2 separate regions of the Homo sapiens genome follow, and region 1 is linked to region 2. The links are chromatin contacts, found by Hi-C or POLR2A ChIA-PET in ENCODE. All regions are on one chromosome and are shown on one strand. Each heading gives the region's core, a stretch centred on a gene start or an enhancer-like site at or near the end of the contact. The rest is flanking DNA. Distances are from core to core; before and after follow the strand shown.

Evidence for each region. Hi-C counts contacts between places; a loop is a spot of excess contacts on that map. ChIA-PET counts read pairs that join two places held with the same protein, here RNA polymerase II (POLR2A). Pooled maps may share reads with other maps.
Region 1: a map of prostate gland shows a loop between it and region 2 (3-fold over the local background). The contact joins the enhancer-like site here to the promoter of HEMK2 in region 2. A Hi-C loop is called at or near these places in 3 of 168 maps with a recorded cell type or tissue (aorta and prostate gland) and 14 of 50 pooled maps. POLR2A ChIA-PET finds 5 or more read pairs at or near these places in 3 of 52 experiments (BJ, activated T-cell and activated naive CD4-positive, alpha-beta T cell).

The regions. Positions count from the first base shown.
Region 1 is chr21:28,770,284-28,773,230 of GRCh38, reverse strand. It overlaps a transcript of HEMK2 not described here. Among named protein-coding and RNA genes, the nearest start is that of HEMK2, 110 kb to the left of the region's middle. Within about 2 kb of position 1,335, at least 3 of the 41 ENCODE cell types and tissues checked have a DNase peak (open chromatin) inside an H3K27ac peak, as active enhancers do.
Region 2 is chr21:28,883,921-28,886,647 of GRCh38, reverse strand. It overlaps HEMK2 (HemK methyltransferase 2, ETF1 glutamine and histone H4 lysine), which reads left to right and starts at 1,281. Exons shown (of 6, transcript NM_013240.6): 1 at 1,281-1,436. The coding sequence starts at 1,303. RefSeq lists enhancers at 864-1,422, 1,368-1,427, 1,423-1,982.

The DNA of each region.
Region 1 (2,947 bases), core at 86-2,585, 110 kb after region 2:
TTATTCACCTACTTGGACTGTGGTATTTGGTGTGGTCCCAATCTGAGACTATATTTGCATCAGAAAATGTTTTGTTCATATCCTGGCACCAATGGAAACAAAATTAAGTCTAGAGCAGGAGAGGCACTAGAGCTACCTGTTCTAAGAGATTGAGGCTTGGGTCTCATGTAATTATTAAAATGAGCAAACCGCTTCAAACAAACCAAAAGAACAAACTTGAAGCAATTTTTATTTGATAAAACTCATATGATTACATGTAATTTAATCAATCGTTATTGGATGCTAATTCCAGACACCCTATCAGTTTCCTCAGATGCAAAATGAATAACATGCTGTCTTTCCCACTGAAGGTACTTTAATTACTTTAATTAAAGAAGAAAGACAGAGACAAATATAATGTAGAGCAAAATGATTGTTACATATGCCTAGTGAATACAGAAGCAATATGGTTGGGAGCAGAGAAGCACATTTGGTTAATGCTGATGTGGGAGTCAGGAACAGATTAATGGAGGAATTGGTATCTGAATTAGCTTTTGAGTGATAAGGAAAATTTTGAGAGAATGTAAAAGGGATAAAAGATATCCCAAGCTTAAAGAAGTCAATGAGCAAAACTTGCCAAAACGCTATAATTTGAAAATACATTAAATGAGGCAATACTTATAACTTATTCCATATTTTTCTTTAATGTGAAGCAATTAAGAGCATTCTAAGGTATAAATAACCTTTACCCAGAATTGGATAAAATGTGGAATGCTTTTCAGAGAAATGCATGTGACCATTAATAAATCTTACGGCATTAAGACAGTATAATGAGCTGCCAAAACCAGAGACCAGCCAGGCAATACTTTAAACAAGTTGGTCTTGCTCTTATAATAATATTTTAAAGGCCAATTAAAATATTTTGTTCACTTGATTGCATGCTTTCAAAGTTTACATGTGAGTCCTGTAATGTAAACAAAGATGTTCTCCACTAAAGTTGCCTTATCATTCTTTGACTTTTAGGACTTTCCCAACATAGGCATGGTTGAAACATAGGTTTTAGTACTGAAGCCCATGGGATTTGTCTTCTGACTAATTAGGCTTTGATTTCAGAACCACAGACGATGCATTTTCTCCACATTGTCTCTTCTGTTCCTGCAAACCCCAGAGAACATGCTGTATGAGTGTGATGGAAATAATTTCACTTTCTCTGACTTATGATTAGTGAAGAGGATTTCAGGCTGGCATCAAGTTACAGGTTTGTTGTCTTCATTTTTTTTTTTCTTTTAAGATTTCTCATAGAAATGGTATGTTCCAGGGTAACCACTCTCCTCACCCCTAGCCCCTTTCTTGGGACAGGATTCCAGGAAGCAGTGGTAGTAAGCAGGATTGGATGTGTAAGTGGCAGACGACTGGCTTGTTTGGTCACTGTTCCCAAAATAGTGTTCACAGAGGATTTTGTTCCAAGCAGGGTGCTATTTCTCAGGAGATTTTTTGAATGTCAGTTTTTCCTTCAGTCACACTCCCCTTGCTTCCTAAAAGGACCTTGGAAAGTCATAGTAAAAGATTAACCTAAAACAAGACTGTTAAAATGGACACAGAGAATTAAAATCCAAAGAGAAGAATGGGTAGGGGAGAGGAAAATATGGCAACTAAACCAAACCCCTAGAGGTGGTGTTTGGATCACAGCACTGTGGACATTTTGGAGTAGGCAATTCTTTGGCGGGGGGGGGTGGTGCATCTTGTGCATTATGGAATTTTTCACGGCACCCCTAGCCTGTACCCACTAGGTGCCAGTAGCAGTCCCCAGTTGTGACAACCAAACATGTCTCTGGGCATTACCAAATGTCTCCTGGTCAGGGTGGTGGGAGAGTGATGCAAATAACCTCTGGTTGAGAACATTTGACCTAGATTTAATATGAAAATATCTGACTTTATACTTCCAAATCATCTCTCCCTGAATCGTAACTCCAGAGAGTATAAATTCCAATATTGTAATATTAGTACTTGGCCATCATAAGTCCTGTTCACAGAGCACAGTGGTGACCTCAAACTGGGATTCAAACCTTGGCTTGCCACTTGCTATTTGTGTGGTCACTGTGTCTCAATATCCTTGCCTATAAAATGGGAGTAACAGTTGTTTGTGAGGATTAATTGATGTAATGTTTCTGAAGTACTTATCACAGTGTCTGGCATGAAGTAACTGCTCTATAAATTCCAGTAAGTTGCGCGTGTGTGTGTGTGTTTTAATCTTATTTCTCCATCCAGAGTCATGGCTAGAATAAGGAAGAGAGACAGCATTTGGTACTGACTCACAGTGGAGAAAGAGGTAGAGAATTGTAGCATGATGCTACTCAGGAGATATTCTAAGAGGAGTCTGATCTAGGTGCTCAGTGTGTAGGTCAGTTTGATGCTGCTATGAGAGAATACCACAGACCAAGCAATTTATAACAAAGATAAATGTGTTTGGCTCATGGTTCTGGAGGCTAGAAAGTCAAGGTGTCAGCATCTGGCAAGAGCCTTCTTGCTGTGTGATCTCATGGTGGAAGGTGAGAGCGAGTGAGAGAGAGAGAGAGAGAGCTGAACTTGCTTTTATAACAAGCCCACTCTTGAGATAATTAATTCACTCCCACAATAATGACATTAATCCATACATGATGACAGAGCCCTCGTGACTTAATCACCTCTCATTAGGCCCCACCTCCCAACACTGTTGCATTGGAGATTAAGTTTCTAACACACAAACTTTGGGGGACACATTCAAATGACAGCACTTGGAAAGGTCTCAGTATCATAAAGATACTGGACATATCCTTGGGAAGCCTCATTCCCCATCCTCTTCCCTTCACTTGGAAACAAGTTGAATTGAATGGTAAGGAAAACCTAAGAAGAGCCCAGAGGGAAGAAAGTAAAGGGGCTTGATTACACTAGGTGGCCATGGGGTATAGAGAAGAGGAAAAATCCTAAA
Region 2 (2,727 bases), core at 32-2,531:
TACACAATTAAACTGAAGGCAAATAGAGAAAGAACATCCATCTTATTTGTAATATTTTAGTTCTTGTATTTAAAAAATATTTTAAGGAAACATGAGAAAATACTGTCATTTCTGGGTTTAAAACTTGGGGTTTTGAAATTTGTAACCCAGCCGGGTGCGTTAAAGGCTCACACCTGTAATCTCAGCACTTTGAGAGCCCAAGGCGGGTGGATCACCTGAAGTCAGCAGTTTGAGACCAGCCTGGCCAACATGGGGAAAATCCGTCTCTACTAAAAATACAAAAATTAGGCAGCCGTGGCTGCAGGCGCCTGTAATCCCAGCTACTCCGGAGGCTGAGGCAGGAGAACCGCTTGAACCTGGGAGGCAGAGGTTGCAGTGAGCCTAGCTCGCGCCACTGCACTCCAGCCTGGGGGATACAGCGAGACTCTGTCTCCAAAAAAAAAAAATACATAAGTAGAAATAAAATAAAATAAAATTTGTACCTCAAATACTTTTCTGTATTTTTATTTCTCAAATTTAAAAAACGAGCTGTAAAAATGTTTCATTGCGAAACAAATTTCAGAAATTGACTCAAAAAGAATGCAAATACTTGAATAGTCTAATAACTTACAGATGTTCCAAAACATCAAAGATCCATTCACTCAAAAAGGCACCAAGCCCAGCCAGTTTTAAGGCTTTCTACCTAATGTTCCAGAAACAGTGTCCTAACTCACATAACGAGGGTAGCGTAATCTTGGTAAAAAAAAACGGAGCCAGATTATTAGCCTCCCCAATTCAGCAGTGTATTAAACCGCATCATCTTGCTTAAGGTTTATAAAAAGAGTGCATTCATGATTCATCAGGAAGGCAATTTATAAAGTACAGTAAAAAAACGAGGAAAGTCTTCATCTTTATAGCGTAAAGCTTAAAGTTCAGCTGACAAAAAAACAGTAAAATTTATTATGTATTTTTTCAAATCCTTGCAAACTAGGAATAAAACAGAATTTCCAAATATCATTAGAATGAAGAAAGAACATTCACCTTAGTCAAAAACAACTCAGAATGCCCACTATCAGGTTCTAGTTCACAGAATAAAATTTAAATGTTCCAAAGAAGAAAGCAAATGTCAATAGTCACGGATTATACAACTGTCTACTTAGCAATTTCAAGGAGAGCCACTGACAAATTTAGAATTAAGACCCAACAACAACACACTGGTCGCCCGGGACGCCAGCCCCACTCCTAGGCCTGCGCATGAGGGTGAGGGCATGCGCATGCGCATGCGCACGCCCTGCGCACGCGCATGGAACGCAGCGAAGGACTATGGCAGGGGAGAACTTCGCTACGCCGTTCCACGGGCACGTGGGCCGCGGCGCCTTCAGCGACGTGTACGAGCCCGCGGAGGACACGTTTCTGCTTTTGGACGCGCTGGAGGCAGCGGCTGCCGAACTGGCAGGGTGCGAGGAGGGGAGGGGCTCTGACGGGAAAGGGTTGCGGCTTTCTGAAGAAGTGCGGTGGAGGAGGGCCGGAACGGTGACTATCACCGCCCTGAGCCGGAGCAGGCGGGGTCCACTTGCAGATGATTGACAGCCAGGACGCCGTAATTGAGAATTTTCCTGTAGCTACAAGTAATGAGTGTGCCGGGGACGCATCTCCTTTGCCAGGGGGCTGCTCTGTCTCATGAGCTCCCTGACTGCTTACCATGCAAAGGCGTATCTTTTCCTGTCGCCTGTTAATCTGAAGAACACATGTCCCTGAGAGAAGCGATAGTATAACACGTTTGGAAACAAAATATTCCGGAAACATTGCTTATTAATATTTTTAAAGTATTACATATTAAAATTGCATGGTATTATTTGATTTACTCAGCACATAGAAAGCACCCTTAACAAACATGAAAGAAAGTTGTGTTACTGGAGTGGGGAAATATTTTTAAACCCACTGAATAGCATACTCTAGCACCAGCCAGTCCTCACATGTGGCTACAGAGCGCTTGAAATGTGGCTAGTGCTATTGAGGAACTGAATTTTTCATTTAATTGTTACCAAAAAAAAGTTACATGCAGCTAGCAGACAATAGTCTACCCTAGCACTTTATTTAAATGGATTTATTGAAGTGATCGCCATCAATTTTAAATTAATAGCAGAAGGAATGAATACTGACATTGTGATTTTTAAATGTAAGGAATTTGGGTTGTTAGATTTGTTTGAAGATAAGATGAACTGGGTTTTCTCAGGATGGAACAAACAGCTTTCAGGTTTCAAAGATCTATATTGTATTTATTTATCCCTCTTAAACTTGGTCATATTTCTCCAGTATAAAATGTCCCAGCTCTTATTAAACTAGTCTTTCATTGTAGATGATGGAACTTTTGGATCTACTGGAATATACAGTGGAACAGTACTGTTTTATAACTTGTCTTTTCTTCTCAAGATAGCCCAGAAAGATTTACAAGCACAAATTGCACTGCAAAGTATGCTGTAAAAGGAGCTGATTTTGTTATAAAGTCTTGGGTTATTTCTAGTTTGGAATTCTAATTATTTATGAGACCATGATAGTTATTTTCAAAGAGAAGCCACCTGGTGAGATTCTCAGACCTTACTACCACCTAATAAAGACTTGTCAGATGTGTAGACTGGTTCCAAAAGTTTAAAACCTCTGGAGCTTGTCACTGGGTAGTTGTTTTGGGAGTTCAGTGCTAAAAATTTCCCTAAATGCCATCAAGCTGATCTTTTTAATGGGGATGAT